Regions from separate parts of the Homo sapiens genome. Here regions 2 and 3 are each linked to region 1. A link is a contact called in ENCODE Hi-C or POLR2A ChIA-PET data. All regions are on one chromosome and are shown on one strand. The core of a region is the stretch at or near the end of the contact, and the rest is flanking DNA. Distances in the headings are between cores, read along the strand shown. Region 1 has its middle 20 kb from the start of PLXND1. Region 2 overlaps TMCC1 (transmembrane and coiled-coil domain family 1). Region 3 overlaps PLXND1 (plexin D1).

Region 1 (3,662 bases), core at 594-3,093:
CTGAGAGGAAATAGGTTTCTGTTGTTGAGCGATCCAGTCTGTGGCCTCTTGTTACGGCAGCCTAGCAAGCAAACCTCCCCCTGGCCCCGTGACCTCTCCCGCTGTTCTGGAGGCTGCAAGGCCAAGTCCAAGACCAAGGAGTCTGCAGGGTTGGTGTCTGCTGCAGCCTCTCTCCTTGGCTTGCAGATGGTGCCTTCTGGCTGTGTCCTCACATGATCTTCCCTCACTTCCTGCATATCTGAATCCTCAGCTCCACTTCTTTATTTTTTTTTTTTTGAGACAGGGTCTGACTCTGTCACCCAGGCTGGAGTGCAGTGTTGCGATCTCAGCTCACTGCAGCCTCGACTTCCTAGGCTCAAGCCATCCTCCAACCTCAGCCTCCTGAGTAGCTGGGACCCCTGGCAGAGGCACCATCGAGGCTTCCCTTTGGCTCTCCGCTCCAGCAGCACTGGCCTCCTCACTGAGCTTGGTCCAGGACGGTGCTTTTGCTGTGCCTTCTGCCTGTCATGCCCTTTCCAGATCTCCCCAGGGCTGCCGCCTTCTTATCCCTCAGGTTTCTGCTCAAATATCCCCCTCCAAAGAGGCCCTCCCTGACCAAAGTGCCAATCAGGGCTAGTATCCATCTCTCTCACTGGATGGACCTTCACCAGGGCAGGGGATATGTCTCCAGGGCCACAGCAGGGCCCGGCACACAGTAGGTGCACAGTAAAGGTTTGCTGAAGGCAGTCAGGCTCACCTTGGTACTGCCACCCCATCTCCCAAAACACAGGGTCACAGGGTCTCAGAGGCAGAGCAGGGCCTCCAGGGGGGCCCGTGGATGTGGGTGGTCCAACCATGAGGACTGCCTACCTGCTGGGGGCACAGGCTGCAGCCACCCATCCCCTCGGCTTCCCACGCAGCACCTGTGTTCACCGCCCCCTTCCCCATCTGTCTTCCAGTGATTCCTCCAGAGGCTGCTTGTTTGGGAAGAAGGCTAGATGGCTAAGCAGGTAGGACCAGGTGGAAACACAGCCCATCACTTTGGACTTGGGGACTCTGCCAGTGCCTCCCTGCTCCAGTGTCTGAGGAGGACTTGAGCATAGGAAGGTGCGTGCCTGCTCAGTCCTGGGACTCGTGGGGTGGAGCATTCACCTGGGGACTCGTGGGGTAGAGCTGGGGCTGGGACCACTGCCTGCACCTCCATCTGGGAGCAGGATGAGGGAAGGGCAGGAAACCACTGGGAGGCGCTGGGTGGGAGTTCGCTCTTTGCTCAGTCAACCCTGTCTTGAGACAGCCCTACTCCCACTTGAAAGGCTGAGACAGAAAAGACTGACACCACCAAGTGTGGGTGAGGATGTGGAGCCACAGGGGCAGGGGTGAAATGTGAAATGGTGCAGCCACTCTGTAAAACCTTTTGCTAGTTTCTTCAAAAAAAGTCAAATGTGGCTGGACGCGGTGGCTCACGCCTGTAATCCCAGCACTTTGGGAGGCCGAGGCGGGCGGATCACGAGGTCAGGAGATAGAGACCAGCCTGGCTAACACGGTGAAACCCTGTGTCTACTAAAAATACAAAAAAAATTAGCCGGGCGCGGTGGCAGGCGCCTGTAATCCCAGCTACTCAGGAGGCTGAGGCAGGAGAATGGCATGAACCCGGGAGGCGGAGCTTGCAGTGAGCCGAGATTGCGCCACTGCACTCCTGGGACAGACAGAGTGAGACTGTCTCAAAAAAAAAAAAAAAAAAAAAAGTCAAATGTAGACACGTGCATCCTGGCAATCCCACGTCTAGATATTGGAATAAAATTAAAACACAGGTCCATAAAAACCTGTACAGATGCTTGTCACAGCTCCATTGATAATTTCTGCAATCTGGAAACAAGCCAAGTGTCCCTGGGCTGGTGAAGAGGTAAACACATGGAGGCCTCCATACAATGGAACGAAAAGGAACAGCCTCTTGATACTCCGACACAAGGATGCATCTCCAAGCCAGGCTGGAAAGGCTCCACGCTGCAGGATCCCATGTACATGCTGTTTGGAAAAGGCCAGGCCACAGGACGGGACACAGATGGGTAGTTGCCAGGGCTAGGGCTGGGGCTGGGGGGAGGGACTGACTGGGAAGGGCCACCAGGGAATTTTCTGGTTGCTGGGAATGTTCCATGTCTTGTTCAGAGCATTTACAGGGTATAAACGTGCAAAGTTTACCAGACTTCACATTTGAGATCTGAGGCCACTTCTCCTGATGTAAATTATAACTCAATGAATAAAAGTTTTTAAAAACAACCCAGTTCCATACTCGCCAGCCTGTGCCAGGTTCTTAGCCTGGGGACAGAGCTGGGGCGGGGCGGGTCCCTGCTTTCTGACCGGCAGGGGTGGGAGGGGCCCAGGCTGGGGTGCTGCGAAGGCAACCCAGGGAGGGCGCCCGAGCCCCGCCCAGGCCAGGCCCCAGGCTCTCCCGTGCTCCCGCCCCGCAGAGAGAGGCCGGAAGCGGCCCCGGAGGGCCCATTGTCCGCGCTTCCGTTCCGGCTCCGCCTCGTCCTCCCGCGGCCAGAGGTGCGACCTCTGAGCCCCTGGCCAGCTCCCAGCCGGCCTAGGGGGGCGGGGGCACGGGGCGGAGGTCCCGCAGCCCGTGCTCGTCCCGCCTCGCTTGGAGGGAGCAAGGGCTCCGAGCCCTGGGCCCAGGTCCTGTGCCTCCGCTTCCCCGGCTGCGGGTACACCCCCAGCTTCCCGAGCCCCCCGGGCCCTCGCTGCTCCACCCAGAAGTTGCGGTGACTGCGGCCCCAGCACCCCGTTCCCTGGCCGGGCATCACTTGCGCAGCATGCTGCCCCCAGAGGACAGGGCTACAGTTAGTCGCCCACACCTCATTCACCCCCTTGGGCCCTTGAGCGTCTTAGAAGCCGCAGATGCCAAGGAGGGGACGCTGCCTCGCGGATGGTCACTTGGGAGCAAAGCTGGGGACTAAAGGAACCAGGGACAGAGATTCCTGCTCTCGCCAAATTGGCCGCTCTGGGCCAGGCACTGAGGACACACCGCGAAGCCGGATAGCCAGGTCCTGTCCTCAGGGCCCTGTCCGGAAGAGGACTGGGCAGCCTCGAGTCCGCGGCAATGAATGAATGTTCAATTGCACAGATGGGGAGGCGAAGGAGGGAGGGAGGGAGGGAGGGCAGTCGCTTGGGCGGTCATTGGAGGCTCTGGGAGGCTATGCGCCGGCAAGAAGCAGCGGGGTGGAGGCAGCCCTGCGGGAGTCGGCGAGGGCCGCGTGGATGTGCTCGGTGGTTTTGAGGCCAGTGGCTGGAGGGGCGTGAGAGTGGGAGACCAGACTTGAGGGGAGTGGCTGGAGTTGAGACTCAAATCCAAGAAGGAAACGGTGGGGCTTGGACCACTTGCCTACTGAGAAAAATGGAAGTCGGGAAGGCTTTAGATCTAGTCGCGCTTGGTCACTTCCGTCTCCGGGCCTCAGCTTCCCAGGTTGTAGAAAGCATCAGGGTTGGAGGCTCTGAAATTCTGGCTCCTCTCAAGCCAAGATTAGTATGACTTCATTTTGGTTGTGCAAGAAATGGGCCTGCAGCGGTTCGCAGAGGCAGAGGGACCTAAGCTTGAAGGGCAATCAAACCGGCGTAGGCAGGAACGTCGGGAGCCCAGACCCCAGGCAGGGAGTTTAAGGTCTTGGACACAGAGGGTGCGCTCC
Region 2 (3,662 bases), core at 532-3,031, 68 kb after region 1:
ATTTGTGAGCTTTACTAGTCTGCTAAGATGCTTGTGTATGACGTAGTTCTTATTATCCATTCTCTCTACCCAGTTTTCTCTCTGAAACAGAAGTCATAATTGATACAGGTGGTTATAACTACACTAGGAACAATAGTAACAGAGAAATATAAGGTGTAAGTCTTTTTGTTTTTAAAGGAAAAGGAGCATTTTTTTGTCCCAAACTAAAGTAACAGTTTGTTAAAGAATGTAAAAGACAAATCATTTATTTATTTATTTATTTATTTAAGATGGGGTCTTGCTCTGTTGCCCAGGCTGGAGTGCAGAGGTACCATCTCGGCTGACTGCAATGTCCATCTCCCGGGCTCAAGTGATCCTCCTACCTCAGCCTCTCAAGTAACTGGGACTGCAGGTGCACACCACCATGCCCAGCTAATTTTTGTATTTTTTTGTGGAGATGGGGTTTCAGCATGTTTCCCAGGCTAGAAAGACAAATCTTAAAAAGTGAATTTGATTTGCCTTGTAAAATATACTACTGGGATGTGAAAAGAAGCCATGAAACATGTTAAAATTTTGGCAACATTTAATCAGCTTTGATGGGTTTGCGTCTTTGGTTTACTGATTAATGCCTTCATCTATAATATGAAAGATGATTCTTATTTGTGTATAATTTTCTTAGAGAGCACAATAATTCTCTGGCTTTATGTTGGATTATGTTCTAGATGATTAAATACAAAACAAACCAAACCGGAAAGAACAAAGGTTCTTTACTTGTGAAAGAGCTTAGGTTCTTTACAATTGTAGTACCTTATCTTTTATTCTCATTTTGATTAAATAATCAAGTATTGTTTCTTATCCATGATACTATCTTAATCAGGGGCCCAAATGTCCTTTGTTAACTCTTTTGATCTTGCCTTCCCCAAGATTGAATTTTTTTTTTTTTTTTTTTTTGAGACAGGGTCTCTCTGTGTCATCTAGGCTGGAGTGCAGTGCCTCAACCTTCCGGGCTCAAGTGATCCTCCCACCTCAGTCTCCCAAAGTGCTGGGATTATAGGCATGAAACACTGTGCCCATCCCATGTTATCTTATTGTTCTATTTTTTGTGGCTATATGAGGAAGCCCTTTCACTTTCTCCTTAAACTACTTCTAACCCACATTTTAGTAGATTGATTCTGCCTCTGTGATCTGAATAAAACATTAAGTAGTATCTGATTTTCATGGAATACTGAGCATTCAGAAACATACTGAGTTTTCCTTAACTTATGGCAATACTGTTATTTGCATAGGATCAATACCAATCTCATCTCCTTTTTATCAAGATATAATTGGATTTTGTAACTGTATATACTGGAATCTCATAAATGAGAACATCACATTTGAGAATAATTCTCATTGACAAACTACTTTAAGAAACAATAGTTGACTTGATATAGGGAGCCAATGCCTAAAAGAAAGTACTCCCAGGAACACTGGCCTGATTCCTGAGGTGGTAAGGAAAGTCACTTCCTGGCAAGCCTTAGAAAATACTGGGGACTTGAAGATGAGATTAATTCACCCAAATTTATAGGTACCACAGGTGAAATCTGGTGAGAGAGTTTCTCAGGTGTATTTTCCTAACCTTAGTATAGTAAATAATAAAGAGTGTTTAAAAGTCCAATCTGAATCCTTACGAAAACGTCCACACAGAAGTTAACTGTGTTGTCTTAGTAATTGCTCAAAACTGTATGGCTCTGGATTTGCAAAGATAGTTCAAGGATGCCCCTGTATGACTAACTAGCACTGTGGCTACACCTATGTGAATAATCAGGCCAAACCTAATGAGACTGTCAGAAACGTTTACACCTGAGTAACTTCAGCGTGCCTATGGGCTAGGTAAAGTCAGGTTAAGACCTGCTAGGCTGCATTCCCAGCAACTTCAGGTATTCTTAGTCACAAGATGAGATAGGAGGTCACCATGAGATACAGGTCATAAAGACCTTGCTGATAAAACAGGTTGCAGTAAAGAAGCCAGCTAAAACCCACTGAAACCAAGATGGCGATGAGAGTGACCTCTGTTCCTCCCCACTGCTACACTCCCACCATTAGCTCCAAGGCAGTGTACAAATGCCAAGGCAATGTCAGGAAGTTACCCTATATTGGTCTAAAAAGGGGAGGCATGAATAATCTACCCCTTGTTTAGCATATAATCAAGAAATAACCATAAGAATGGGCAGCCCCTGGGGCTGCTCTGCCTATGGAGGCCATTCTTTTATTCTTTTACTTTCCTAATAAACTTGTTTTTACTTTACTCTATGGACTCGCCCTGAATTATTTCTTGTGCGAGATCCAAGAACCCTCTCTTGGGGTTTGGATTGGGATGGCTTTCTGGTAACAAGACTAACTATTTTGTGATCAAGAATAACATTTGGAGATATTTGGGAGGCTGAGATGGGAGAATCACTTAAGCCCAGGAGTTGAAATTTGCTTTGAGTTGTGATTGTACCACTGCACTCCAGCCTGGGCGACAGAGCGAGACTCTGTCTCAAAAAAAAAAAAAAAAAAAAAAAAAAAAAATCATAATTAATAATAACCTTTGAAAATTATTCTTGATCACAAGAGAGATGGGAGACTGTCAGCAAAATTTATGGAAGACCAAAATGGTAAAAGATTTTGAATGTCCTTTCAAGGGAATGCTGGGTGTTGTCTATTGGACCCTTTGAAGTTATCTGATTGAATAAAGATGTGAATCTTTGTCTTTGGCTAGGTTGTTTTCCAAGTCTTTAGAGACAGAAATTGCCTCATGGACAGTGTTTGTGATGCAATGTGTATTAGTCTGTTCTCATGCTGCTAATAAAGACATACCGAAGACTGGGTAATTTATAAAGGAAAGAGGTTTAACTGACTCACAGTTCCACAGGGCTGGGGAAGCCTTGGGAAACTTACAATCATGGCGGAAGGGGAAGCAAACACATCATTTCTCACATGGTGGCAACAAGAAGTGCCAAGCAAAAGGGGGAAAGCCCCTTTTAAAACTATCAGATCTCATGAGAACTCACTAGCATGAGAACAGCATGAGGGTAACTGGCCCCGTGATTAAATTACCTCCCACCAGGTCCCTCCAACAACACATGGGGATTATGGGAACTACAATTCGAGATTTGGGTAGGGACACAGCCAAATCATATCATTCTGCCCCTGACCCCTCCCAAATCTCATGTCCTCACATTTCAAAACCAATCATGCCTTTGAGGACTAAGCTCTGATTTTTGTAAATCTTGCCCAAATTCCTATCTAAGGAGTTTCAGGAGTCATGCCCTACAAACCATAAATTCTCATCAGCTGGGTTTTATTTAACCCTATGTATCATGACTTACTTTCCAATCTGACTCTGGCATAACGTTATGTGACAAAGAAGAAAATCAAAATATTTTACCCCAAAACATATTTCTCTGCCATATTTTGAAATGGCCTTGCAAGGCCATGCTTTGTAGGGGTAAAATCTGCATCTGTAAAGAATCTCTATTAAACAGCTAGATCTTTTTCTTCCAGGCCCTCCCAATCCTGAAGAGATTAACTGAGAGTCTAGCACCTTTTAGAGGTCTGAATAGGAAACATTTGTCACCTATTGTCTCTAAGGGCAGCTACTATGAGACTTCAAAAGAACCTTGGTCTCCACCATCTTTTATCTTAACCTGAACATTTCC
Region 3 (3,662 bases), core at 871-3,370, 65 kb before region 1:
TGAGCAGGTGCTGCTTCTCCGAGCCTCAGTGTGCTTATCTGTGAAGTGGAGCTGATGGTGCCCACCTGAGAGGGGTGCGGGAGAATGATAGTAAGGGCAACACCTAGACCATGCTTCTGGGCACTCTTCTAGTTAATTCCCACCATTAACATGGGTCGCATTTTACAGTGGAGGGGAAACTGAAGCACAGAGAGGCTAAGTCACTCATCCGAGAACACACAGCTGGGAAATGGCAGAGGAGGGCTTGACCCCAAGCAGGCGAGGCCAGAAGACTAGACTCTGAACCCCCTGCCACAGGGGCCCCAGTGGCACAGTGAAGTCCACACGGCCCCCCCACCCGCCACCTGTTGGTCTTCCAGATGTGTAGGGTGTCGGGGTCGGAGATTCCCCTCTTCTCAGCCTGCTCCTCCAGGAAGTCGAAAAAGTACTTGACAGCCAGTGGGGGCTTGTCTTCACGGATACTCAGAATGGCCTTGAACAGGTCATCCAGAAACTTCTGCAACGTGCCCTGCGGGGGAGTGGGGTGGCCGCCGTCAGCCCCGGGCCACGTGCAGAGGGCTAGTGGGCACCCTTGGTGGCTCTGCGGAGCTTGAAATGCCAGGCTGCTGAATGAGGAAGCCACATGGCATCAGGCTGGTCACCGAGCCTCTCTGGCTCACTTGCCTCCCAGAGGCGTTGAAAGGACTAATCGAGGCACTGGCACATGGAGTCGAGAACTGGAAGTGCCAGAGTATGGGCTGTGGGGTGCCGGCGCTGCCACTGAGCCACGTGGCCTTGGGGACATCACTGATCCCTCTGGGCCTCTGCTGTACCCTGTTACGTGGGCTAACATAGAAGTCTCTGTCAGGCATTTTTCCTGGCTGTGAGAAATGCCTCCTCAAGTGGGACCCTAAGCCTTCAGCCTCTTGCCCCTCCAGCCCCACAGGGGAAACAGGAAGAACTCACACCCCTCTCCCAGCCGCGGGTGCACAGCTGGCCCTGAGCAATGACCCTCTGGAGCTGGGGCTGGAGCCTTGTACCCACTGCACAGAGGGGAGACTGAGGCCGGACTCACCTTGGTGGAGAGCAGGCGGGTCAGGTAGATTTCCGGGAGCACCTTCTTGCGATGGCTCTGCCGGTGAGACTTCTTGGGCTCCGCCAGCTCGTCCGTAGGCAGCACCTGGGAGGCCGGGCAGTGGTCAGTGTCCGCACCAGGCCCCATCCTCGGCCGCCTGTGGGAGGTCTGGCTCTGCCATGCTTCTTAGCACACAAGGGCTGTGGTTCCCTCCTGATTCTGGGCCCCATCCCTACTCCCCCACCCCCCAGCCTTTCGCAGGGCTGGGAGCACTTTTCCCAAGAGGCCCAGGGCCACAGAAAGCCAAGGCCACACCCACTGAGGGGCTGGATCCCCCGGGGCCGAGGTTGGGCACTCACCAAATGGAAATACTTCTCTGTGTCCAAGTCTTTCACTGTGAGAGGAAAAACACAATAAATAAACACGGGAGAGGAGAGGAGAGAAACAGAAATGAAGACAGAAAGATGGAGTGAGAAACAGAAACAAGACAGAAAGATGGGGAGAGAAACAGAAGCAGAGACAGAAAGATGGAGAGAGAAACAGAAACGGAGACAGAGATCCAAAGAGACAGTCAGAGAGAATGAGACAGAGATGCAGAGACGCATGGGGAGACTGAGTCTGGGAGAGACGGAGAGAGAGATAAGTGAGATCCAGAGACACACAGCGAGCGAGACAGAGTGAGGCAGAGAGAGAAAGACACACACACAGTGACCCGGGATGGAGGGACTTGGAAGGAGGGACAGCGGTGGAGAGAAACAGGAAGATGCAGCCACGGGGGAGGAGGGGCCCCAGGCAGGCGGGGGTGGGTGCCTTTGCCCACCCCACCCCTGAGCCCAGAGCTCCTGCCAGCCCAGATTCCCAGGCTGCTGGGAGAGACTGAGACTCTGCTCTCAACCTTAGAAGGGGACCCCGAGACCCAGAGGATCCCGGGCTCGCAGGCCTGGCAGCCAGGAGGCTGTGCCTGGGGCGTCTGAGGGTGTGGAGGGGGCACTTGAGGCAGGGACATGGCCCAAGGCTGAGACGGGCATGCTGGCCCCCCTTCTGGCCTGGCTGCTGCCCAGACCTCCTGGAACTGCATCCCGCCCTCCCGGGGCCTCTCTCCAGCTGCCGCAGGAAATCAGCTTGAGGAGGCCTGGTGTGGGCCCTGCCCCAGCAGTACTGGGTCAGAGGAGGCTGGCCCCGCCCAGCCCCCACCAAGGAGGCCTCAGCCCAGGCCAGCCCTGCCTCTCGGAGCCTCAGCTTCCCCACTGGGGCATGGGATGGAAGCCCCTGTCCACACGCAGCCTGGGCTCCCTTCCCACGTGCACCCGCACTACCTCGGCCCAGTGTGTTGTCCTTCTTGTCTATGAGACTCATGGCCAGGGAGGCACCTTCAGGGATCTGATGGGAGGGGAGAGGCCGAGGTCAGAGGCCGGAGGTTGGGGTGGGGGCATGAGGGTGGGGAAATGGGGGCGGGGGGCAGGGCTGCACCTTGTAATGGGCCAGCGTGTTAAGCTTCTTGCGGCCGTCTTCCACCACTGAGGTGTCGTCCAGGTCCCGAAGGATGTAGCTCTGTGTGCTGGAGGCGAACCACTCTGGGGGACAAGGGACAGGCCATCAGGGTCCGGGCAGGGAGCTGGGCCTGAGGGGTAGGTACCGGCCCAGCCACATAGGGAGAGGCCTCTCGCTCTCTCCATGTAAACTGAGGCAAGCCATACCTCTCTCTGAGCCTCCATTTTCCCATCTGTAAAATGGGGAGGGCAGGAAAGAGCTGGGGGAGAGTGTGAGGGTACAAAGAGAAGGTGCCAGGGTGGAGGGCACAGAGGAGGAGCTCTGGAAATGGCCTTGTCTGCAAGGCTGTTCATGTTACAATTGCTGATGAAACCCTTGGCCTAACCAAGACTCCTATAAAACCCACTCCAGGCCCCGCGCGGTGGCTCACACCTGTAATCCCAGCACTTTGGGAGGATGAGGCAGGAGGATCGCTTGAGCCCAGGAGTTCAAGACCAGCCTGGGCAGCACAGCATGACACTATCTTTACAAAAAGTAAAATTAGCTGGATGTGGTGGTGCACTCCTGTAGTCCCAGCTACTCAGGAGGCTGAAATGAGGGGATCACTTGAGCCCAGGAGGTCGAGGCTGCAGTGAGCTGAGATTGCGCCACTGCACTCCAGCCTGGGTGACAGAATGAGATCCCGTCTCAAAAACAAACAAACAAACCAACCCTACTCCAGCATCCCTCCTTTAGGAATTAGGAAGCCTTTCCTGAAGGCTTTTTGCTGTTGTCCGTAGTTCACTCACACTGCAGGACTTGTCTCCTACAGAGTAAGAGCTTCTTGCTGAGGGGGCCTCATTGGATCCTCTCAGTGTCCCCACATTCATGCACCCATGCCAGGTGAAAGGAGTGTTTCCCGTCAAGGCAGGGGCCAGCCCCGGCTGAAGCGCCTGACACGGGGTCTCTGCCCCCATTCCCACCCACCAAGGTCGACGTCCTCTGCACGCGGCCACTGGGAGTAGGGCACATTCTTGCAGAAGGCCTCCAGGATCTTCTCCTTGACCTGTGTCAGCGTGTCGGTGTCCATGGCCCGCACGCTCAGCGAGTCCATGCCACAGCCCTGGAAGGACACGTT

The links. A loop is a pair of places that touch in the nucleus more often than their neighbours do. ChIA-PET counts read pairs that join two places held with the same protein, here RNA polymerase II (POLR2A). Pooled maps may share reads with other maps.
Region 2: a loop to region 1 is called in a map of posterior vena cava, with 12 times the contacts of the local background. The contact joins two enhancer-like sites. A Hi-C loop is called at or near these places in 2 of 168 maps with a recorded cell type or tissue (gastrocnemius medialis and posterior vena cava) and 8 of 50 pooled maps. POLR2A ChIA-PET finds 5 or more read pairs at or near these places in 4 of 52 experiments (BJ, Caco-2, HCT116 and 1 more).
Region 3: a map of ascending aorta shows a loop between it and region 1 (7-fold over the local background). The contact joins two enhancer-like sites. A Hi-C loop is called at or near these places in 6 of 168 maps with a recorded cell type or tissue (CD14-positive monocyte, Right ventricle myocardium inferior, ascending aorta and 2 more), 5 of 37 single-sample maps with no recorded cell type and 23 of 50 pooled maps. POLR2A ChIA-PET finds 5 or more read pairs at or near these places in 9 of 52 experiments (B cell, BJ, CD4-positive, alpha-beta memory T cell and 6 more).

Annotation. Positions count from the first base shown.
Region 1 is chr3:129,624,433-129,628,094 of GRCh38, forward strand. No RefSeq gene overlaps it. Among named protein-coding and RNA genes, the nearest start is that of PLXND1, 20 kb to the left of the region's middle. RefSeq lists enhancers at 514-1,123, 3,356-3,465 and a silencer at 2,376-2,705. Within about 2 kb of position 1,844, at least 34 of the 41 ENCODE cell types and tissues checked have a DNase peak (open chromatin) inside an H3K27ac peak, as active enhancers do; they include ascending aorta and gastrocnemius medialis, where a contact is called at or near this core.
Region 2 is chr3:129,692,595-129,696,256 of GRCh38, forward strand. All of the region lies in intron 4 of TMCC1 (transmembrane and coiled-coil domain family 1), which reads right to left. Among named protein-coding and RNA genes, the nearest start is that of PLXND1, 88 kb to the left of the region's middle. RefSeq lists an enhancer at 3,259-3,662. Within about 2 kb of position 1,782, at least 3 of the 41 ENCODE cell types and tissues checked have a DNase peak (open chromatin) inside an H3K27ac peak, as active enhancers do; they include gastrocnemius medialis, where a contact is called at or near this core.
Region 3 is chr3:129,559,276-129,562,937 of GRCh38, forward strand. It overlaps PLXND1 (plexin D1), which reads right to left. Exons shown (of 36, transcript NM_015103.3): 27 at 3,512-3,662; 28 at 2,525-2,628; 29 at 2,371-2,434; 30 at 1,414-1,448; 31 at 1,055-1,159; 32 at 345-508. Among named protein-coding and RNA genes, the nearest start is that of H1-8, 18 kb to the left of the region's middle. Within about 2 kb of position 2,121, at least 23 of the 41 ENCODE cell types and tissues checked have a DNase peak (open chromatin) inside an H3K27ac peak, as active enhancers do; they include ascending aorta, where a contact is called at or near this core.